Regions from separate parts of the Homo sapiens genome. Here regions 2 and 3 are each linked to region 1. Evidence: chromatin loops called from intact Hi-C (ENCODE). Cell type or tissue: Calu3. All regions are shown on one strand.

Region 1 (8,000 bases):
GAATGAAAAGGTTAGGTAATTTACCAAGGGTCAAGTGACCACAGGTGACAAACCCTGGGTTTCCCAAGGACTGCTGCTACCCAGGTCCCAGGGGCACACCCCCTTTACCTGCTGGCAGGCATCAAGACGAAGACAGGCAGCCATTGTTGGGGAGGGAGTCGACATCAAGCTGGTATCTCATCTAGCTCGTGACTTTTCTATACTGAGCACCTTCCAGGTGTCCAGGTGAGAACACAACATGGATAAGGCTTACTTTACATCTGTCAGAGCCCTGGCAAATGCCTTCCCGAGTGCCTCTGGCATTCTCTGTGAGAAAGAGAGCCACAGCCTGACAACTCCCATAGCCATCAATGGCAACGCTCCTGACCCTCAAGACATTCCAAAAGGATTAAAACCAAGAGCAACCCCAACCTAACAGACCCAGCCCATAGCGTCTTCTCGAAACTTCCCAAACTCACACCGAAACTTGCCCCACCCATTCCGCCTCTGGGCCAATGGGCAGGACCAAAATTCAGGAAGAACATTCAATGCCCAGACAAGTAACCATGTTGTTTTGTTTTTCCAAGCAGTGCTGAGCGAGGTTTAAACAAACAAGCACTCACACCTGCAGCCAAGGAAGGGCAAGAAGCAGCAGCCAGGTGTGGGAACATGAACGCCAGACACTCGGGATCCAGACAGTCTCCCAGGAGAGCCCATTTCCAGTGAATACTTTCTTCAGGTGCTCAGTGAAGCGCAGTCCCATGGGGAGCCTGGGCAACTGTTGGCAAGCTACTTTTTTAAAGCAGTAAGACTTCATTTATGACTTACCTTGAGAAAGCATCAAAAGAGAGGCATTTGCAGACTCTGCATTTACAGGGCATCAGGTGTGGGGTGTCACTCTATTACACCCTGTTACAAGCCTGGTTTCTTGCTATGGGAAGACTCCATAGGACCTTCTGTTCCTATCACCAGGGTGGTGGAGCCAGTTTCAAATAAAATTAAACATTGCTTAGTCACACAAGTTTTCTATTCTTCCTGTTTTCTGCTTCTTTGATTAAATTAGTCCCTAAAGGAGCAATCATTATTTGTCAAATCTTTCACAACAACACATTATAAAAGGAGGACTTTAAATAATAAATTATGACTCATCTTCCTCATTTCCCCCAAATGGCACAAAGGTCAAGTTGCAGCACCATAGATTTCCCAGTGTTCATTATCTGTCTTTTCTCCAAGGGTAGGCTATTAAAGGTAGTGAGTATTAAAAGTCATTCCTAACTAATTAGCTCACTCTGGAGCTACCTGCCAATTTTCAGAATATGCTGAAGCTTTCTCAGAGAGCCAATTACCAAACTGTCACTCCAGTTAATGTTAAAAACGTTATCAATTTTTTTTTTCCCACTAGCCAAATACTTTATCTCACAAGTTTCTTAGGATTTGCACATAGTTTGAGATGGTAGAACAAAGACCCCATGAACATTTCCACAGCCCTTAGCCCAGGACAACATACAAGAAGTGAGTGAAGGTGGTGGGAGGGTTAGAGCAGCTGTTCCAAATCTTTTTGGCACCAGGGACCAGTTTCATGGAAAATGATTTTTCCATGGACCAGTGAGGGAGGGTGGCTTCAGGATGATTTAAGTGCATTACACTTATCATGCACTTTATTTCTATTGTTATTACATTATAATATGTAATAAAACAATTATACAAGTCATCATAATGTAGAATCAGTGGGAACCCTGAGCTTGTTTTCCTGCAACTTGATGGCCTCATCTGGGGGTGATGGGAGACAGTGACAGATCATCAGGCATTAGATTCTCATAATAAGCGTGCAACCTAGATCCCTCGCATGTGCAGTTCACAATAGGGTTTGCACTCCTATGAAAATCTAATGCTGCCGCTGATCTGCCAGGAGGAGGAGCTCAGGCGGTAATGCTTGCTTGCCCACTGCTCACCTCCTGCTGTGTGGCCCATTTCCGAACAGGCCAAGAACTGGTACCTGGCCCTGGGGTACAGGTTGGGGACCCCTGGGTTAGAGAATGCAGAATCACAGTGTTTGCAATCACTAGGCTTAAATGAAGGCCCAATTCTGCATCAATTTCATTAAATTTCACTCAGTTCCATGCCAGTCTTAGTCTATAACTTATAGCCTATGTAATTTTGACAAAAACAGAACCATCACCATTATGACAAATACAACTCTAAATGTAATTACAGGTTACAGTGCTTTGGCTGGGGAAGGGGAGCAAAGTAAAATAAAGGGGTGATTGAAATGTCAACGGAGATGTGAATTTGAATTCTGACTTTGTCCCTTACTGTTTGATCGTGGGCACATTCCTAAAACTATTTGAGTCTTAATTATCTGCTTTGCACAAAGGAAATCGCGTCACCTACCTCATGGTGGTGTTCTGGAAAGCTGAGGCTGTGTTCAGCTAGGTCAGTGTAGGGCGCATAGTAAGTACTCAGTGAATGGCTGCTGTAGTTCATAGTACTATCTTACTGTAAAAAAGGGCAGCTCGTTTTTTGTTTAGAAGTTAAATGTTGATGCTGCAAAAGAAACTTGGGGCCAGGCACAGTGGCTCACACCTGTAATCCCAGCACTTTAGGAGGCTGAGGCAGGTTGATCACTTGAGACCAGGGGTTCAAGACCAGCCTGGGCAACATGGTGAAACCCTGTCTCTACTAAAAATACAAAAAATAGCCAGGCATGGTGGCATGCAACTGTAATTCCAGCTACTTGGGAGGCTGAGGTAGGAGAATCGTTTGAACCTGGGAGGGGGAGGTTGCAGTGAGCTGAGATTGCACCACTGCACTCCAGCCTGGGCGACAGAGCAAGACTCTGTCTCAAAAGAAAAAAAAAAAAAAAAGAAACTTGGAGGATTGACCCAGTCAGGTTCTTGTCCAGTCAGAACTCAAGAGCCCTTGGCTAAAATCCATGCTTGTCACAATGATTGCCCACTCTCAGAGTCTAAAGTTACACTATCCTTCTGGCCTACTGCCAGACACAAAACCTCATCTCCAATCTTCCACACAGCCCACTGAACACAAGGAACAGATCAGGTTTTTCTGGTTTCCCTTTCCCGCCAGCTGTCTGCTTTTTAAAAAAGAAACCACTCCAACAAGATGGGAGTGTTCTCTACATGCCCCACGTCAGGCTGCACTAATTTATTTGTTCCAGCAGGTTTTTCTCCCTGGATGATCCATGTCTTAAATTGACTCGTTCCTTCTGATACATGAAAGCCTCCTTTGAGAGAAAGGAGACAGAACAAAGCAAGAGGTAAAAAAGGAGATGTTATGAAAATCCAGGGTGAAATAGAGACAAGGCAAAATGAGCACCAGAGACCTGAACCTAGAAAACCAAGAATATGACAAAGAGGGGGACATTTTCTGGAAAAGGAGACCCTTTTCTCAACTAGCTGTCTCATGGTTTCTTGGTAGGATCTAGTTTTACCTTAAGGATGGCTAGTTAGTAAGTCTGGTTAAAATGAGGTGGTTACCATGAGACCATTGCTAGACCTACCATTAAGTAAGCACACAGGACAAATTAAAATCACCACCCATTACATAATGCAGGAGTCTATATATAAAACCACAGGTGAAACAGTTTTCAAATAAAGTTTTCTCCATCAGAACTAGTGTGTGTCCTCATTCCTGAGAACATACCCATCTGATGACACACTGTTGGCTTGGTGGCAGGAATTGCAGGGGTGCTAATAACACTACTATAACAACAAAAACAGCAAGACCTGTAATAATAGCAGCCACCCACTTCCTGAGAGCGTGTTTTATGTATCCCACTTAATCCTCACTCTAAGCCTGAAAGGACTATTACTGCCCCATTTTAAAGATGAAGGACCTGAGGCCCAGAGAGGTTAGTTTGTCCATACCTACGTGGCAGGCTGGGATTCAGACCTATATCCATATGCATGATTCCACTGGCATATTGACTCAAAAATTGTAACTCCAAAGCAGTTTTAAAAAGCACATTTGCTTGCTTTTCCAGAGCTTTAAAAAAAAATGCTTCATTGTGCACTTTCTTATAGACATATTTTAAAACATAATACATGTTTTAAAAACATGCATTTTTAAATGCCTTAGTCTTGTGTTGCTAATTATTGAAGGTGAGTGATAGCTATAGGAGGGTCAATGATGATTCTACTTTTGTATGTTTTGAATTTTCCATAATAAAGTTATCTCTTTTTTTTTTTTAATTGGCTCTTTGGAAAATTGGATGAGGTAAGACAACAACAATGGTGAAGTGAGATTGCAACTCTCCATGGATGTCACTGAGTGGCAATGTCCCTAATTGCCTTCTATTAATAAGCAGCTGCAATGCAGTCCCTTGTTTGAGAGTGCTGCTGCAGCCTTGCCACACACCAGCAGCATGCCCAGGGCAGAGCATCACTCATTTTCTTTCTTTTTTTCTCTAAGACAGTCTTGCTCTGTCGCCCAGGCCGGAGTGCAGTGGCACGATCTCGGCTCACGGCAACTTCCGCCTCCCAGGTTCAAGCAATTCTCCTGCCTCAGCCTCCTGCGTAGCTGGGATTACAGGTGCCCGCCACCACACCTGGCTAATTTTATGTATTTTTAATAGAAACAGGTTTCCACCATGTTGGCCAGGTTGGTCTCGAACTCCTGACCTTGTGATCTCCCACCTCAGCCTCCCAAAGTGCTGGCATTACAGCTATGAGCCACTGTGGCCGACCAAGCGTCAGTCATTTTACCAGGGAAGGACTGGCTGTTCAGAGTAACTCTCAGACACAGAATTTTCCCAGCCTCCACCCCATTCACTAAGCATGTCTTGTTGGGTGTGGTAGATTTCACAGGAGATGGCAGAAGTGCTGCTATGAGAGGCTGGTGCGAGTGATCCCACCTTGCCTGCTCACCTCATTGACAGCCAGCTAGTATGTTTTTAGACAGAAAGATTGGGTCAGTCAGGACAATTCCTCCAAACTTTCCAGAAAAAAAACAATATCTAGGCAGACATTTTATGATTTCTTACCAATCCCTCTATTCATTATCAATGACTTTGATTATTTCACTTCCTCTCATTTTTTCTCTGGCTATTTTACCCACTGAGACATTATTTTCTTGCTAAAAAGAAGAAATAACTGGCTATGGGAAAAAAAAAAGTGGGTGAACAGGTCATACTAACCTCCTTTCCTGCTTTCACCTGTCACTCCCACAAGACAAACAGCCAGCCATATACTGTACTCCTCCCTTTCCTAAAGGAAGGGCTGGATGGGGACGGGGGTCGTGGTGGGGGGGGGGGGGGCACTGACAGAGAAAGGTATCGTTTCACATAATCAAGTTTTTCTTATAACTATGAGAGGGGCCTTCCTAGAAACGGCTTGGCATGTTCTCAAGGCAGAACTGTCTGGCTGGTGCTGTTTCCACTGTGAAGCTTGAGTTTGGTTCCAGCACCCTGAAGTTCAAGAGCACTGCAGTGTCACCAGCGTAAAACATTCAGATGAAAGCGACATTTCCCTCTCAAAGGAAGCGGGGAAACAAACAAAATCCCCCAAACTGAAAACAAAAAGCAAACTAAGTGAACATGAACTAAAGGAGATAGGCCAAAGGAAATAAACTAGGTGCATGACATTTCCTAGGAAAATTTAAGCACACACACACCATTCTGTCCACCTCCAGTCCAGAAAAGCCATGATGAACTGAGTAGTAAAGGATGGGCTTTATATAAAAACAAACAAAACACGCCATGCAAGTTCTACTTGTTCTTCCACGTCAAGACAATTCTCATTAAATAAAACCAATTTGCTTATATATAATCAGCCCATGAGATAGTGGCATTATCTTTATAAGCTTAAAACAAAATAGAGGATGTCAAAAATCTTAAAACAGAGAAAAGAAAATTGGTATGCACAGATTAGGGAACAAGGTATAAAACTGACCAGCCGAAACTCACTTATGTGTTATGTACTTTCAGCTCCATAAATAGTTTTTAAAATACACACATATTTACATACACACAGACTAAAAAGCTAAGTGAACCCAATAAGTAAATGTATAGAAGTAAAAAAAAGTATTGTATTTGGTTGGTTGAAGACGGGTTTATAAGGAGTCCAATTGGCCAGATAGCCACAACCCAAAATTACTAGCCAGAGTCAAAGGCAATTCTGGGCTCTGCCCCATGTGAATGCAAGTCCCACAGGAGGTCACTCACAACTGACGGGTAATTTAGATATTTAACAGACCAGAGCACACTGTCAAAGAATTTGGCTACCTGCTATCACTTGAACATACAAAGTAATAATTTTAAAAAGCTGTATGGCCAATGTCCAGGATGAATTTATTTCTTGGAGAAAAAAATATATATGATTTTCCTAGACACCACACAGTGACTGGCACTTTTCATTTCTCTTTTATCACAGCATACAAAAAAGAAATCAACAGAAACACACCAAAACTTTTCCCAATATCCCTTAAATTAGCAGATTTAAAATTAAATCTTGAAGCAGTATTTTGTGATACTTTGATTCAAACTCTATTTACAAATTAAATTGCACTTATAAAGATAGCAACATTTCTATTTTGATAGTAGGTTATTTTGCTTTATTGTGGTTGTATATCTGGATATAAAACTTTTAAAGCTTTCTTGAATAAAAATCATTATTTTGCAGTCCATAATTTACTTGCCCACTGAATGTCTGAACCAGTGTTCTCTTTTTGTGTTTTTCTGCTCTATTTTATTTTACAAATGGCACATACCATCAGAGTAGGCACAGTCTGACACTGCACTCATTATGAGAGACTTATTCAGAAAAAAAGTGTAAGGAATAAAATATTAGCAGTCAAATCCTTTGGTTCATCTTTTCAAAAAAAATCAACTGATATAATTACAAATCATTGATAATTCATCTTTTTGGTTAAAAACAAATCCACCAGGTAGATTACTGATTAAAATGCAACACTGCTTTAAAACACCACATTCCTATTCTCATCACACTGTTCAAAGATGCCATTGTTTACAACTGATTGGACATGACACAGGATACAGTAAGGCACAAGTGGATGGTACAAATAAAAACAAATACTTTAGGACTTGTTTTTCTGCACAAATACTAAAATATGTACCGTTTTCAAGATAAAATAACAAAAAAGAAATACATATTTTTGTTATGAAATACCTATACAAAATTTTAAAATTTACACCATCTGAGCTGCCAAAAAAGGTTTAAAAAGTATCCATTTTTCCCCATACATAAAACTATCTCTCATCAGTAGGTCCAAGGGAACTTGGGGGATTCAAAATATCCCAGCACTTTACGGAAGGGAGGAGGATAAAAATTCCCCTTCCTGCTTTCCTTTACCCCAACATAAGACAAAAACAAAGGTCGTATGTTTACAGTAGTGTATTCTACTTATTACAAACAACTGAAATTAAAAAAAAAAAAAATCACACCGGGAGACCACTGGTGCGCTGACTGGTTGCGGGATGAGTAAGGCACTTCCTGGGAGACAGCAGCTTCCCCACACTCCACGGGAAGATGGCGCGCGGGGGCTGGTTAGGACAAGGAGCACGTGAGGCTCCCGGGAAGCAGACAGGAACGTCTCGACAGCAGAGGAAGACACAGGAGGTAAAACTTGGAGGTGAAACTCTACACAGAAGTGGTCACTCGGTCAATGGCATGATTGACCTCGTTTTTGTTTGAGTCCAGTCCTTTAGCAGCATTCATGTCATTCCGTAAATTCTCCACTGTCTTTTTCATGTGCTTTAACTCCCCTGGGTGTGGAGTGGCTCGCCTTAGAAGTGTTCTCTAAAAACAAACAGTGGAGTGAGTGTTTTGGTTTTATTCCACTACTTTTTTCAAAACATGCAGCTTCAAGGCATTAGCATTCCAATACAAATGTTACCTTCTTAGAAATTCTTAAAATGGGTGGAAAAGCTTTCTTTGGATGTATGTGCATTCATCAACTGCCCACTGGTAGTTAAGGAAAAGGGAAAGTGTTCCATGTAACTTACCTAGTTACTATAGAAGGATTACTTTCAGAATAAAAGAATACTT
Region 2 (8,000 bases), 180 kb after region 1:
TTCTTGAGACAGAGTCTTGCTCTGTCACCCAGGCTGGAGTGCAGTGGCATAATCTCGGCTCACTGCAACCTCCGCCTCCCGGGTTCAAGCGATTCTCCTGCCTCAGCCTCCTGAGTAGGTGAGATTACAGGCGCGCACCACCAAGTCCAGCTATTTTTTGTGTTTTTAGTAGAGACAGGGTTTCACCATGTTGGTCAGGCTGGTCTCGAACTCCTGACCTCGTGATCCACCTACCTTGGCCTCCCAAAGTGCTGGGATTGCAGGCATGAGCCACCGCACCTGGCCTTCAATTTTTTGATAGAAGTAAGACATCACAGGTACAATCAAAGTTTCCTAATCTTATATTTCTTCTCACACTTCCCAGAGGAAAATGACTATTCTAAAGTTAGTTACTTCTATTTCTTAATTGTAATACATTTATTCATATTCTTAAGACATTTATGTAATATTGTGTTAAGTATTTTTGAAATGTATATAAATGGAATCATACAATAAAGACCCTCAGCAGTTTTTTTTCACTGAATGTTCTGGTTTCAAGATTTATCCATGTGAATATGTGTAGGTCTAGTTTATTCATTTTAATTATTGTGTTATATTTTATTGTATGACCATAACATTTATTTTTTCTTTTGATTGTGAATTTAATTTTTTTAATATTTAAACAGTGCTGCAATGAACATTTTTCCTTATATCTATCTGCTTGTTCCTGTGAGCTTCTCAAACCATGACCTGAAGATCGCTACCAGTTCATAACTAATTAAGTACAGAAATTGACAATATTAATTTAGAAACTTTAATAGCAATCCAACTGAGTACTTTTATGTCTATTGAATCCAATAATACAGAATATTGAGTTCTGTATTTTGTATGTCTGTTTTAAAATTTTATTTTTTTGAGATAGGGTCTCACTCTGTCTCCTAGGCCAGAGTGCAGTGGCGCAATCACAGCTCACTGTAGCCTCAAAACTCCCAGGCTCAGGTGATCGATCCTCTCACCTCAGCTCCTGAGGAGCTAGGACTACAGGCGCACACCACCATACCTGGCTAATTTTTTCACTTGTTATAGAGATGGGGCTTTGCCATCTTGCCCAGACTGGTCTCGAACTCCTGGGCTCAAGTGATCCATCCACCTCAGCCTTCCAACATGCTGGGACTACAGGCATGAGCCACTGTCCCCAGCCAAAATTTTATTTATTCATTTTCATTGTATTTTACAAACATATTGATCCTCAGCAGCATGGAAATATTTTTAGAAAACTTGCCTTTTTATTACAGATAGTTTGAGACTTTCTGCATGGTTTCTACTTGCAAGTTGAATTTCTGGCTTGATGAATAAGTGCATCTTTAGCTCTAAAACATATAAACAAATTCCACTCCAGAATGGTCAAACCAATTTTCAATCTCTTCTGCAGTGTATAAGTTTCCTTTTCCAACAGTTGCATTATCAGACCTTTAAATCTTTTCTCAATATGATAGCTATGAAATATTTTATTTAACTAGCAATTATCTGATAAATAGTGACGTTGAACATCTATTTATATGCTAATTACATTCCCAGTTACCTGACTTTAACAAGGCAGGTTTTCCAGTTTGCAAGTATGGGGAAAATATGTCTTTAAAAATCTAGCTATAGCAGGCAAAGTATCATAACAGGTAAAACTGGTTTTTAAGAAGAAAAGCCTAGGAACAGCTAGCTTTGACTTGATGAAGGACAGGAAAAACCAGTTGTAGCAATTGAGTACATGGACAGATACTTTAGAGTACATGTCTTTTCCGGTATTTTGGTTTTGGGACAATCCCTCCATCACCATTATGACGTTTCAGTGGAGCAATTTTCACTAAGAATTTTGTACCTGTTTTCCAGTTTTGATCATCGATGATTTTCTGGTTCTAATGAGATCAAGGACATGAAGAGGCTGAGTGCCTCCATGAGCTTCATTATTTTCCATGATCTGACCTCTCATTCTCTTAAGCTTTGGAGTTGGATGAAGGAAGAACTCTGAAAAAAAGGTGGGAGGGTGTAGGTCCAGGCACCCCCTTGTAATTCACACTGCCTCAGCCTGAGAGTTTGTGTGTGTGTGTGTGTGTGTGTGTGTGTGTGTGTGTGTGTGTGTTGTTGTTGTTGTTGTTTTTGAGATGGAGTCTGCCTCTGTTGCCAGTCTGGAGTGCAATGGTGCCATCTCAGCTCACTGCAACCTCTGCCTCCCGGGTTCAAGCGATTCTCCTGCCTCAGCCTCCCGAGTAGCTGGGACTACAGGCAAATGCCACCATGCCTGGCTAATTTTTTGTATTTTTAGTAAGACGGGGTTTCACCGTGTTAACCAGGATGGTCTCGATTTCCTGACCTCGTGATCCGCCCACCTCGGCCTCCTAAAGTGCTGGGATTACAGGCGTGAGCCACCACACCTGGCCACTTGAGATATTTTTTTAAATGCCAACCAGAGGCCGGGCGCGGTGGCTCACGCCTGTAATCCCTGCACTCTGGGAGGCCGAGGCGGGCGGGTCACGAGGTCAGGAGATCGAGACCATCCTGGCTAACACAGTGAAACCCCGTCTCTACTAAAATAAAAATATATATATATACAAAAAATTAGCTGGGCGTGGTGGCAGGCGCCTGTAGTCCCACCTACTTGGGAGGCTGAGGCAGGAGAATGGCGTGAACCCGGGAGGCGGAGCTTGCAGTGAGCCGAGATCGCGCCACTGCACTCCAGCACTCCAGCCTGGGAGACAGAGCCAGACTCCGTCTCCAAAAAAAAAAAAAAAAAAAAAAAAAAATGCCAACCAGAACTTATGCTTCCATGCTTAAAACCTATCAATATCTTCCGAAAGCATAATAAAATTGAAAATACTTGGCGTGGGGCTTTCCTCCCTCTTCCACCTATCTCACCCTCCTTCCTCCTAGCCTATATGAATTGCTTGGAGAGTCCCAGTTTATGTCAAACTGTTTTGCACTTTCATTCCTTGGTTCAAGATGCTTCCTCTTCCTGGGATTCCTTCTTGCCCCTCCCTGGTTGCATGATACACTTCTCCTCCTCATTCATAACTCAGCTATCAGGACTCTCCCAGGAACAACTGATTATTCCCCTTTGTATGCTCTGCTAAATTAAAATTTCAAAACATGTACCCCTTTGTAAAGTGGACTTTCATTCAAGGTGCACAGTTCAGTAATTACTACCAAAAGAACTACTGGTACAACTTTCACCCTGGTCAAAACAGAACATTATCACTCCCTTATAAAAAAAGTTTTACCTTTTTTTATAGTACTTTATATAAATGAAATCATATCATGCGCTTTCTGTGTCTGGTTTCTTTTGCATAATGTTATATGTGTGAGATTTACTTGTGTCGTATACAGCAGTTCATGCATTTTCATTGCCGTGTAGTATCTGATTTATGGCTACACCACGTGTTGGTGTGTTTTTTAAGATTGTGGATGGATATTAGGGTTATTTTCATTTTGAGGCATTGCAAATACTGCTGTTTTGAACATTTATACCCAAGTCTTCTGGTGCATATGTGTGTATGCATTTCTGTTGGACATATACCTGAAAGTGGAATTGCTGGGTCATAAGGTATATTATATTCAAATTTAGTAGATACTGACAGTTTCCCGAAGTGGTGACTGTATCAATTTATACTCCCCCCAGCAACTTTGCTTGTAATTGGCTTTTTAACCTAAGCTATCTTTTTGAGTATGCAGTGGTATCACATTTTTGTTTCAATTTGAATTTTCTCTGATGACTAATTGAGAATTATTTCATATAATATATATTTATTGACCATTTAGATATTCTGTTTTCTGAAGTGCCTGTTCATATCTTTTCCCCTTTTTTCTATTAAATTATCTGATTCTTTAGGAGTTCTTTATAACTTATTTTATTTTTATTTTATTTTTGAGATGGGATCTTGCTCTGTAGTCCAGGCTGGAGTACAGTGGCACGATCTCAGCTCACTACAGCCTCTGCCTCCCAGGTTCAAGAAATTCTCTCACTTCAGCCTCCCAAGTAGCTGGGATTACAGGGGTACGCCACCATACCTGGCCAATTTTTGCATTTTTAGTGGAGGCGGGGTTTCACCATGTTGGCCAGGCTGGTCTCAAAACTCCTGACATCATGTGATCCACCCACCTCAGCCTCCCAAAGTGTTGGGATTACAGACATGAGCCACCGTGCTTGGCCTATAGTTTTAATGTAGTCTAATTTTTCAATATTTTCCAGAAAGCTCACAGAATCATAAAAAATATATTGTTATTTTAGGCCACTTAGTTTGGGGAGTTTGTTGCAGAGTAATAGATAAGTGAAGCAGCAAAGTACAGAGGGGCTTTTATCTAAGAGAGCTGATTTATCATTGGATATCTCAGAAAACCACAACATTTCCAAAAGAACTGTATCAGCTTGAGCTGAAAAAGATTGAGACAGTTCAAAATGAAAGAAGTTTCTGGGTCCTCAAACTTCTATGGGGAATAAGCAGGTTAAGAAACTTTCTCAGTTGCAAGCATGGGTCGTTCCTAATGAAAAAGGCAGGATGTCACGGAGGGCGGAGGCAAGAGCCACTGCTTTCTTAAGCAGGTTACGAAAGTTTCTCAGTTGCAAGCGTGGGTCGTTTCTAATGAAAAAGGCAGGATGTCATGGAAGGCGGAGCCAAGAGCCACGGAGAATCACTCCCAAGTAGCAGGGCTGGTCACATGTGCTCAGAGGATGTTGGAATTGCTGTGGATGGGTGCTTGCTTTGTGCCTCCTATTCATGCCCCCCTTTTAAATGCAAGTGTCTATTTGTTTATCCTAGCCCTATCTTATGAATGTATGTTATGTATATATGGGAGTGTATATGTGTGTTGGTGATGAGGTTTGAGAGAGCTAGAATTTTTAATTCACAATCTGTACAATTCAGTATCTGCACCCAAGGACCCACACCCAAGGAGCAGTACCAGAGGGAACACATCTGAAGAGCCCTATCTGGATTTGCCAACATGATTTAGATGATAAGATACTGGACTTTGAGCTGGTGCCATAATGGGATGAGGCTTTGGGAGTCCAAAGGGAGATAAGTGTAAGTGTATTTCACCGGTGAAGAATGTAAAACATAAAAGGCCAGAACATGAACTCTGCAGCTAATCTCCAAAGATGGCTCTCAGTGAACCACACCTCATGGAATTCATGTCCTTGCATAGTCCCCTCCCGCACTGAATCTGGGTTAACTTTGTGACTTTCTCTAACTATCAGAATGTGACAGAAGTAACAATATGATACATCCCTCCATTTAGTGAGATCATCTTTAATTTCTCCCAATAATGTTTTGTAGTTTTCTGTGTAGAGGTCTTACAAATTTTTTAGATTGATTCTTTGACATGTGACTTTTCTATGCTGTTGATAAATGATATTTTGTTAAAATTTTTATTTTCTAATTGCTTGTTACTAGCATATAGAAACTTAATTACATATAGAAACTAAGTACAGGACTTTGTTTATTGACTATGTATTCAGTGGCCTTGGTTAATTCCTCTTTTAATTGTAATAGTTTTTCTGTAGTTCTTTTGGATTTTTCTATGTGTATAATTATATATGAATAATGACAGATTCATTTCTTAATTTCCAGTCCTCTAATAGGGTTTCTTTATTTCTTTTTCTAACTTTGATGCACTAGCTAGAACCTACAAAATAATGTGGAAAAAAAGCAACCATCCTTGCCTCATTCCTGATTTTAGAGGAAAAGCTCTTAATATTAACTATGATGTTTTTAATGGGGTTTATTTAGAGATCTTTGTGAAGGCAAGAGTTTTTTTAATAAATGAATCTTGAGTTTTATAAAAAATTTTTACTGCATCTATCAAGATGGTCATATGATTTTTAAATTCTGTTACTGCAGTAAATTATATTGATTTTTTAATCTAAAAACAATCTTACATATCTGAAATAAACCCACTTTGGTCATGATGCATTATTCTTTTTGTGTAACACTGGATTTGATTCTTTTATTTATTTATTTTAGAGTTTTTGCTTATATGTTCACAAGAGACAGTGACTTGTTATTTTTTTCTTGTATGTTCTTGTCAGGTTTGAGAATCAAGGATATGTTGGTCTTACAAAATTATTTGGGAAGTACTTGTTCTTTTTTAACTTTCTGGAAAAGTTTTTATAAATTTGATATGATTACTTCTTTAAATATTTGGTAAACTTCACTAGGGAAGCATCTAGGATGGGAAAATTTTTAGTTATGGACTCAATTTCTTTAATAGATATAAAACTATTCAAATCCTTCTATTTCCAACACTCTGATTTTGGCACATTGAGATTCTCTATGAATTTGTCTATTTTATCTAAATTTTCAAAATTACTGACATAAAAGTCACATAGACCTCTTAGGATTTTTTTAAATGAGTTTTCATTCTTGAAATTATTTATTTGCACATTCTCACTCTCTCTTCTTGATCAAACTGGCCAGATGTTTGTCAATTTAAGGCTCTTAAAAAAAAAGATACAACCTTTGGATTTGTTAAACCTCATTATACATGTATTTGTATTTTTTCCATTGGTTTCTAGTTTGTTGTTTATAATTTACCTAATTTACTTTTTTTGAGTTAAAATTTGCTTTTCTTTTTCAAACTTCTTGAAATGGATACTTACATGATTCTATTTCCCTAATGCTTTATTTAAGCCTATAAATTTCCCTTGAATCATAGACTCGGATTCAGCCCACCCATTTTGATATGTTACATTTTTAATATATTAAATATAAAATGTCTTCTCATTCCTATTGTGATTTTGGTTTGACCTATTGAATCATTTAGTAGTACATTATTAACTTCTAAAACTGGGAGGTTTTAGTATGGCATTTTTGTTATTTATTGCTCGTTTAATTATATGTGGTCAGAAAGCATATTCCATATTATTTCAGTTTCTTAATCTTTGTTAAGGCTTCCTTTATGGTCAAGCATATGGTCAAATTTTTAAATAAAATTCTATAGAACATGTACTTGAAAAAAAATTCTAGTCTGCTCTTGTTGGGTATCAGTTTTCAACATGCGTGTATCAATTAGATCAAGTTTGTTAATCATGTTCTTCAAACCCTTATGTTTTTACTATTTTTTGGTCTATTCATTCTATTTATATTCTTTACTAAAAGAGGAGTGCCAAAATCTCCCCTTATGATTATGGATTTGTCTATTTCTCATTTTAGTTCTGAAAATATTGTTTTATATATTTCAAGGCTTTGTTACTAGATGATAGCTGTGCCCAGTTTTTGTTACATATGATATTGAAAAACTAGAGTGATAGGATTCCAAAGAACCACTGCTGTTGTCTCAATGTCTGTGTCCTCCCAAAATTTATATGTTGAAATCCTAACCCCCAAGGTAATTGCATTAGGATGTAGGGTCTTTGGAAAGTGACTGAAGGCTCTGCCTCTTGAATGGGATTAATGCCCTTATAAAAGAGACCCCTGACATCTGCCTTTCCCCTTCCACCATGTGAGGACACAGTGAGAAGGTGCCATTCATGAACCTGAAAGTGAGCCCTCACCAGACACCAAACTGGTTGAGCATTGTCTTCCCATTCTCTAGAACTATAAGAAATAAATTTCTGTTATTTATAAGCCACCCAGTTTTCAGTATGTTGTTACAGCAGCCCAAATGGACTAAGACAGCCACTCCACTAGGCAAGCCTGAGTGTAGAGCCATCAAAGACAGCTTGGAGAAATAGATTGCTGGCCTTGAGCACCCACATAGCTCATTTTTGCCCAGTGGGAGCTAAAAAATATCTCCTAAATGCTGCTGACCTCCCTATGGTTTGGTACATGCTTAGTACACTCCAGACTTGAGGCCTCTGTATTTTCCATTCTTTCTCCCTAGTATCCTCTTCTAGGTAAACTTGAGGCTTGCATCAGGGATAGATGTAAAGCACATGAAATAATACCTAGCATATATGGTTACTGAAAAAGGAGGGAAGAAATGTTATGAGTTCAAGTGAAAGAAGAGCTTCGTGGAGAGTAGTTAGGATTCACCTA
Region 3 (8,000 bases), 120 kb after region 1:
GAAGCAAGGTTTTCAAAGCTATGCTGGTAGCACATACTCCGACCAGGCTGCACTATGCAAACATCTGTGCACCTTCTTGCTTGGACCAACCTTGGGGACTCACTGCTGAGTAGAACAATAGACACTGTGTCAGTACTTCATAGTCACTTCTCTTATTGTTTAGACTTAGTTCTTAGTCTGCCTCAACCATCAAAGGTAAATACCTTCAAAGAAACAAAGATTTGCAAACACCAATAATGGACAGATATGTGTAGGTGGCATGAGGATAATTCCCAAAGAGGTTCAATGGTGTTTTGAAATTTGAGTAAAACCCACAGAGTGATTAATTTAAGGGCAAAATATGCATTTGTATGTGTAAGCACCTTTTTATCTGCTAATTTTTTTTAAAAAGTTTCACTACCATCTAACAACAATTCAGTTAATTCACTGAGTTTAAAAACTAAGAAAATAGAAGATTTTACTAAATAAATCAATACCACAAATATTTGACCTACACATTACTTTAGCCAAGTAAATTGAGCTGAATCCTATGAAAGATGAGTTGGAGTTAGAGAAGTAAATGAGCAATGAAGAGAAAAGGGAGTAGAGAAGAAAATGCTGTAAATAAGCAAAAGAGGAAGTACGAATCAAGAAACAAACCATGAGAGCCAAAGGACACTCTGTATAGAGGAAAGGAGCAAGGATGCAAGGGTTTCAGAAGGAGCTAGCAAAATTTCCAACACAATCTGCAGTTCCTTTGAGCCACAGGCTTCAGATTACCATCATTACCTATTAGCTGCTACTGAAAAACTAATTTAGCTACTTACTTAGTTCCTTATCTTTAAAACCTCCAAGCCAGATGAGATGACCAAGAAGGCAAGGTGTTTCAAGACTATAGAATCCAATTCAAAATCACCTCCCCACTTCACCCCCTGCCACAGTCCTAGGACCTGTCAAGGTGTCCAAAGGTCAGAGGGTGCAAACAGGCAGCCCGCAGAGTCAAACCCAACCTGTATACCTGATTCCTACAGCTCACAGTGCATTTTCCAAATTGTTGAATCATTGTCCATTTTTAATTACTGAACACTTAAAAATCAGGAAACTGCACGTAAAAACTGATTTCCAGAAAAAAAAAGAAAAAAAAAAAAACCACTGAGCCAGGCAGTAACAGCAGGCCCACCTTCCAGCTGGTAAAGTTGGGCAGGGGCAGCTGTCCTCTGTAGAGGGGGCATGCACTCTCTGGTTTGCACAGGTTTGTCTATAACTAGCCCACCCTATCCTACAATTTGCCCACTTGGCGCTGCCACAGGTATTTGATTTTTTGGTCCCTCATGGAGCTGATCCACCCAGCAAGCAAGCATAGCAACTCCTGGGCTTCCTTAAGGGCAATGACCACCACACCCCTCCAATCCACACAGTCCACTCCTGAGTCACACCCCATAATATGGCCTCACTCACAGCTGCTTCCTCTTATGAATCTTCAACTCCAGTATCCTGGATCTGGCCATGACCTCTCCCATGGCCACAATCCACTATGCTGCTGTTCCATTTTTCTTTCTGCCCACCCATTCCTTCTGGAACTCCCTTCTCTCTCTCTGTACAGCATCCCAAGTACCTTTTCATCGGCATCCTCAGTGGCCCCATCCCACCCTCTCATCCAGCCACTCCCTATTCCATAGGTAGAACCAGCACCCACAATCCACCTTTCTCTATTCTAAGCCTGTATAGTTGAGCACTCTAGAGGAAAAAAAAATCAGAAGCCTGGCACCACCAAAACTTCATGCCAACCTCAGCAATGCCCATTAGCTCCCCCTCCCATTCCTTTCTCTCACTACCCCCAAGGCACCCCATGCTCCACCTCCACCTCCCTCACCTAGCAGACTGCCCTATCTCATCCTGAACTGAGAAAACTAAAGCCAACAGGTTTGATCTTTTATTTATCCACAAGCATCCTTCCCCTCTTTCTTCAAATTTTTTTTTTTTTTTTTTTTTTTTTGAGACGGAGTCTTGCACTCTTGCCCAGGCTGGAGTGCAGTGGCGCGATCTCGGCTCACTGCAAGCTCCGCCTCCCGGGTTCACGCCATTCTCCTGCCTCAGCCTCCCGAGTAGCTGGGACTACAGGCGCCCGCCACCACGCCCGGCTGATTTTTTGTATTTTTAGTAGAGACGGGGTTTCACCGTGTTAGCCAGGATGGTCTCGATCTCCTGACCTCGTGATCCGCCCGCCTCGGCCTCCCAAAGTGCTGGGATTACAGGCGTGAGCCACCGCGCCCGGCCTCTTTCTTCAAATTCTGAAGGTGGTACCCAGTCACTCAAACCAATAATTCAACTGTTATCCTTCACTCCCCCAACCACCAAACTCTCGGCTTCAAATCCAGTCAGTCACTAAATTCTGCCCTGGTTTGCTTTCTAAATATTAACCCTATCTCCTCCAGTCTTGTTCCCTTCAAATCCATCCAAAAGCTGCCATTAGGCTGAGCGCTCTAAATCAGTGTCTAACAAGACACTCCTCTCCCTACAAAATAGAAGCCAAACTCCTTAACCTGGCATTCAAGGCTGCCCATGATGGGGCCTTATCTCTTGACACCTTCTTCTTAAACCCCATGCTTCCAACAACACTTGGCTCTGGGGTGCCCCTGCCTGTGCATGCAATGCCCTCTACCTCCAGGAAGACTTTGCTATTAGCTTCACAACACAGGCTCACCACGACCTGATCTGCTCAGGTGTCAAGGCAGGCACTGTGCACTCACTTTTGCATCCCCAGTGCCTAAGGCACACAGCAGGCCATCAATATGCATTCACTGCATGACGATTTCAAAGGTGCCACCCAATCGACAGGGCCTGTCAGATTAGTACCTCGCATGTAAAAGCCTGCGCCTTTGTAGTCTAGCAGACCTGGACTTAACCCCAGCCCAGGCTTCTCCTAGCTGAGTGTCCCCAGGCAAAGTGCTCAGCCTTAGTTTTCCCATCTGTAAAGTGTGACTTAAAAAAAATCCTCACACATAAGGCTGATGTGAGGGCAGGACAAAATCTGTTTAACTGCCTAGCTGTACATCTGGAATACTGTATGCAGCTAATAAAGAGCTGCTATTAGTATTTTAAAAGTTACAACTGAGGTTTTAGTCAACCCTTCCTATCCTGTGTGTGAGCAGCTCAGGCCTTCTCTTTTGAGAGAAAGCTCCCTGCCTTTTGGCCATTTTACTCCTCATTAACACCCCAACTAATAGACAAGTGGGAGAGGAAACGTCCTTCTCTCAACATGACTAATGACATATTATCTTTCTGTGCTACTGTTGACCCTCTGCCAGCAGGACATGCTGACTCAGCCACCATCGTCACCTGCCTCTCAGGTGGATAGCAAACAAATGTGAACATGCCTAGCTGGGGCCAGAGCTGTGGTCTGTAGCCTACAGAGTTCCTCCTGAGACAGACGCCTGTCTCAAACAGAAACTAAAGCTGTGCTCCTGTCATCACTGGGCCCTCAGAATAACTCACTATGCCAAGGCACTAAAACAGAGTGGTTAGACACAATGAGAATGTGGACATATCTGAGGAGTTACGTATCTAAACTACTCCATACAAAATATATTTTTTAATGAAAAAAATACGCTTTTTGAGCATTTCTGTGATTAACGCACTGAATTTCCCAATGCCTGGGGTAGAAACACATAAGTAAGTCCCTGATGATAAGTTGATAGAAAACAAACAGATACACAGCTAAGTCCTGTCCTGATGAATCTCATTAGAAAAGTAAACCTCAAAGGCTGGGGGAGCAGAGACGTTGACAGATTGGAGACCTGGGAGGGTTTCACAGAGAAGGCGGCACTGACATTGGAGAATAGCATTCTGAGCAGAATGGACAGCACCAAGAAAGGCACAGAGGCTGGGAGAGCTAGTCCTATCACTGAGTGACAGAAAATTAACAAGTTAGAAACTAAGTGTATTGATCACTTTAATTTTTATTATACCCTATTTATGTATGTTTTTGTTCTCTCAAAATTTCTCACACAAGAAGTGAGAATAAAATCTAGGGAAAATGTCTACGTGTAAAAGCTTTTTTTTTTTTGAGACGGAGTCTCGCTCTGTCGCCCAGGCTGGAGTGCAGTGGCCGGATCTCGGCTCACTGCAAGCCCCACCTCCTGGGTTTAAGCCATTCTCCTGCCTCAGCCTCCCAAGTAGCTGGGACTACAGGTGCCCACGACCACGCCCGGCTAATTTTTTGTATTTTTAGTAGAGACACGGTTTCACCATGTTAGCCAAGATGGTCTCTATCTCCTGACCTCATGATCCGCCTGCCTCGGCCTCCCAAAGTGCTGGGATTACAGGTGTGAGCCACCATGCCCAGTCGTAAAAGCTTTTTTAAGAATACTTTGAAACAGAATCATTCCTGCTAGAGATTTTTCCTGAGCAGATGGTCCTTATGCTTTTGGCAGAAGACATAGGGTTAAACGAGAGACATAACATTTATCTACTACTCCCTGACGGGAAAGAAGGGTGTCTGCAAGAATCAGGCAGGCTCTCACTGTCTGCCTGCCTTCCTTCCTGCCTTCCTTCTTGCAGCAGACACTGCACAGTGCCCACCCCACACTCATTCCCAACCTCTTTTTCCAACTATTCTTTGCCTACCTGCTTCCCGCTACAGAGTCAAAATTTAAAATAAAATAAAAAAGCCAGACACTGTCACTGTCAGCCTTGCTGGTGGCCAGGGCTGGCCTGTGACTCTATCTATCCCTTTCTTCTCTGCTAAGGGTACCACCACAGGACCAAGTCACGGGGAAGTCATACAAGCGCCCAGCACTGCCCCTACCTTCAGGCTTCCTGATGTGTGAGATAACTAAATACCTGTTTCATTAAAGGCATTTTAGGTTGAGATTTTTGTTATTTGCAGTCCAGAGTATTCCAGATACATTCCTCTGTCTCTCTAGGGCTGAACCCTCCACTAAGGGGAAACTACCAGTGAATTGAAACCACAGAAGTTACCTGATGCTTCTCTTGGACCAGATTTACCTTGTACCTGTATCTGAAAATTGAAATAAACATTTTAGAATATATAAACTTTTTAAAAACTAAATAAAGTACACAAGTAAATATCTTCTGCTGTATTTACCTTACCAAAACCACCTTTATACAAAATTTCCTTTTAAACAGTAAGTTACCAAAGAGGGATGGTGACTGGGTTGAAGAACAGAGATCTGATTCGCTTTGCTCCTGTCCCCATGCAATTTCAGTGAATCACTATAGTTACCAGCGGTGTGGGGCATAAATAACACTGCCCCCTTCCTCCTCCTGCCATTTTGCAATGAAGTTATCAAAAATCAAGGTATGAGAATAAGTGTAATATGTTATAAGATGGATCTATTGTAAAATGCTTGTTTTCCCTTAACTTTTATTAGCATCCATTTATAACAGTACTGAAATATGTATAGTTCCAGAAAGCACATTAGAGCCTCTTTATAATACTGACCTTTACAGTCAAGACTAATGATTTCCTCATAATCACTTGATATGCTTTGAGAACAGGAAAAAATAGTATATAATAGCTGAATAATTATGAGCAGACTTATAGTTGGAGTGCTGCTATGAGAAAACAAATGCTCATTGCTGTTCAGAGAGCTTCCTACTGTTTTCCCAGACGGATGTGCTTTGACTTTAAGTATGTATATAAGGATTCAGCTGTTAAGTTACATCCTGAAAGTAGGAAATCCAGCACCAAAGAATGGGTGTCACTAATCTTTGAAAGATTATGTTTGAATCAGCTCATTAATATTTAGTGACCCCTTTCCTTAAATGATATTGCAGCTCAGTGCTCTTTTTCTTTTCATTTATTTGTTTTTGAAACAGGGTCTCACTCTGTCACTCAGGCTTGAGTGCAGGGGTCATGGATGTCTCTCTGTTCCCCTTCACAGAACAGATGCAACTTATGGCTCATCAGGTGGCTTTTGGTGCAGACAACACTGTCTCCCCATGTCTGACCTTGAAGCAGGAAGGTCCATGATAAGGAACACTGGATCTGGAGCTAGACTGCATCACTTCAAATCACAGCTCTGCTACTCTGCTTAGTAGCTGCTTGGCAAGTTATTTACCCTCTCCATGTCCCAGTATCCTCATCTGTAAAATAAACCAGTTTATGTGAAATATAGCTATGGTTGTAAGGATTAAAAGAGTTAATCACAGGAAGTGCTTAAAGCAGACTGAGGCACATTGCTCATAAAATGCTGACTATCATTATTATAATTATCAATTACCCAGGTTTCCTCTCCTAAATTCTAGGTCTCATAAAAACTTCTGCCATGACTCAACTCAAGTACTTTGCAGTTCCTATACTGCAGTTCCCTTTTCCAGTCCTCCCTAAATCAATAAATAATTCTGCTACCCCCTCCCCATCAATACAACCAAAAATCTACATCCTGCAGGTATTGTCCACTTTACCCCCAAGCTATCTCACCATTTACTGCTACCACCACAGTCAACGTCACCAGCAGCACTTCACTAGAACCTCTCAATAAAAGCCCCCTCTCCCAGTCTCCCTGCTTCTTCTCTTCCTATCATCTAATTTCTAATCAGCAGGCAGAGTGAACTCTCTAACATAAATCAGGTATCTCATAGGCTTATGATCTGCCACACTTCAACTGATGAAAACCCATCCACTCTCCTTGCCAGGCCCTCCAGGCCCTGCCAATATCCTCACCTGGATTTCCTACTGCCCATGCCAAGGGCTCCAGCTGCACTAGCCTTCTTTCTGCCCATAAACTCACCAAGTTCATCCCCAAGGCTTTGCAGGAAGCTCTGCCATATTTACATGGCTGCCCCACTCCATCGATGCAAATGTCACTTCCTTAGAGAGGCCTTAAATAGAAATCTCCATTTGCATCACTCTCTACAGTACTTCCTTGTTTTGGGGGGTGTTGTTGTTGTTGTTGTTGTTGTTGTTGTTGTTGACGACACGGAGTTTCACTCTTGTTGCCCAGGCTGGAGTGTAATGGCGTGATCTTGGCTCACTGCAACCTCCATCTCCCGGGTTCAAGCAATTCTTCTGCCTCAGCCTGCCAAGTAGCTGGGATTACAGGCATGCGCCACCACACCTGGCTAATTTTGTATTTTTAGTAGAGATGGGGTTTCTCCATGTTGGTCAGGCTGGTTTTGAACTCCCAACCTCAGGTGATTTGCCCGCCTCAGCCTCCCAAAGTGCTGGGATTACAGGCGTAAGCCACTGCGCCTGGCTTCTCTGTTTTGTTTTCTTTATAGCTTTTGTAACTACCTGAAATTCATATTTTCTTATCTGTTTTCCATCCTTACCTAGAATGGAAGCTCCATACAGACAGAGATTTATTTGCCTTTCTAGATAGAACGATGCCTGAAGCACAGCCAGCACTCAACAATAAGCATGTGGAGTGAATGAGGGAAGGAGGAGGGAGGGTCTGTCAGGATCCGGCAGAGACCCATCCCTAGTCCCCATTCCTGAACCAAGATGTCTCTGAAGCCTGACACCAACATCCCATCAGAGAAGCCAGCTATTCAGGAGGAGACTAGAGAGCTGTAGCCTTTGATCCTAACTTACTCCTTGCAAAGCCACCTCAATCTGATACTGACCCATAGATATTTCTAATGGTCAGTCCCCAAACTGTTTCTCAAAATACAATCTCTCAGGTACTAAAATCAACATAAAGGGAAGTTTCAAACAACACCCTCTGAATTGCTTGAGTTCATTTAATAAGGACACAAAAAAGATCCCAGCCAAATTCAACCATTTTGCCTCATTTTGAAAAGCTGGGAAAATGCAACTGACAAAAGAGAAAAACTTCAGTGTTCAAAGGTTGTTGGGGGTGAGGGAGTGAGTGTTTTAACCAAAGAAAATCTGCTGATCTTTTTTCCTTAATTGGTTCTGGGAATCAACAACTGACCACAGGAGGGTAAGTGTTTGGAACAGCTTTTCCTTATTATCAAATCCTTGATTATAATGATTAAGCCTAGATTTGTGGTTCTACTAAACCTCATGAAGCAACCTCACAGAGTATGTGCCC

What was found. Hi-C counts contacts between places; a loop is a spot of excess contacts. Peaks named below come from ENCODE experiments on the same cell type or tissue, not always from the same donor. Only the 100,000 strongest peaks of a DNase experiment are listed, where the experiment ranks them.
Region 2: it touches region 1 in a loop (3-fold over the local background); 2 of 110 quality-filtered maps call a loop at or near these places.
Region 3: it touches region 1 in a loop (2.6-fold over the local background); 3 of 110 quality-filtered maps call a loop at or near these places.

The regions. Positions count from the first base shown.
Region 1 is chr6:53,922,386-53,930,385 of GRCh38, reverse strand. It overlaps LRRC1 (leucine rich repeat containing 1), which reads right to left. Exons shown (of 14, transcript NM_018214.5): 14 at 6,261-7,751. The coding sequence ends at 7,593. It overlaps LOC101927189 (a long non-coding RNA gene), which reads right to left and starts at 404. Exons shown (of 4, transcript NR_125842.1): 1 at 109-404. RefSeq lists a silencer at 1,001-1,295. In Calu3, no CTCF peak of the experiment used is centred here; a DNase peak (open chromatin) is centred at 3,015.
Region 2 is chr6:53,738,228-53,746,227 of GRCh38, reverse strand. All of the region lies in intron 1 of LOC124901334 (a long non-coding RNA gene), which reads right to left. It overlaps LOC124901333 (a long non-coding RNA gene), which reads left to right. Exons shown (of 5, transcript XR_007059619.1): 4 at 1,864-2,009; 5 at 4,890-6,746. Among named protein-coding and RNA genes, the nearest start is that of LRRC1, 53 kb to the left of the region's middle. In Calu3, no CTCF peak of the experiment used is centred here; no DNase peak of the experiment used is centred here.
Region 3 is chr6:53,806,665-53,814,664 of GRCh38, reverse strand. The region is part of intron 1 of LRRC1 (leucine rich repeat containing 1); the gene reads right to left. Among named protein-coding and RNA genes, the nearest start is that of LRRC1, 16 kb to the right of the region's middle. RefSeq lists silencers at 1-214, 3,411-3,460. In Calu3, no CTCF peak of the experiment used is centred here; a DNase peak (open chromatin) is centred at 3,324.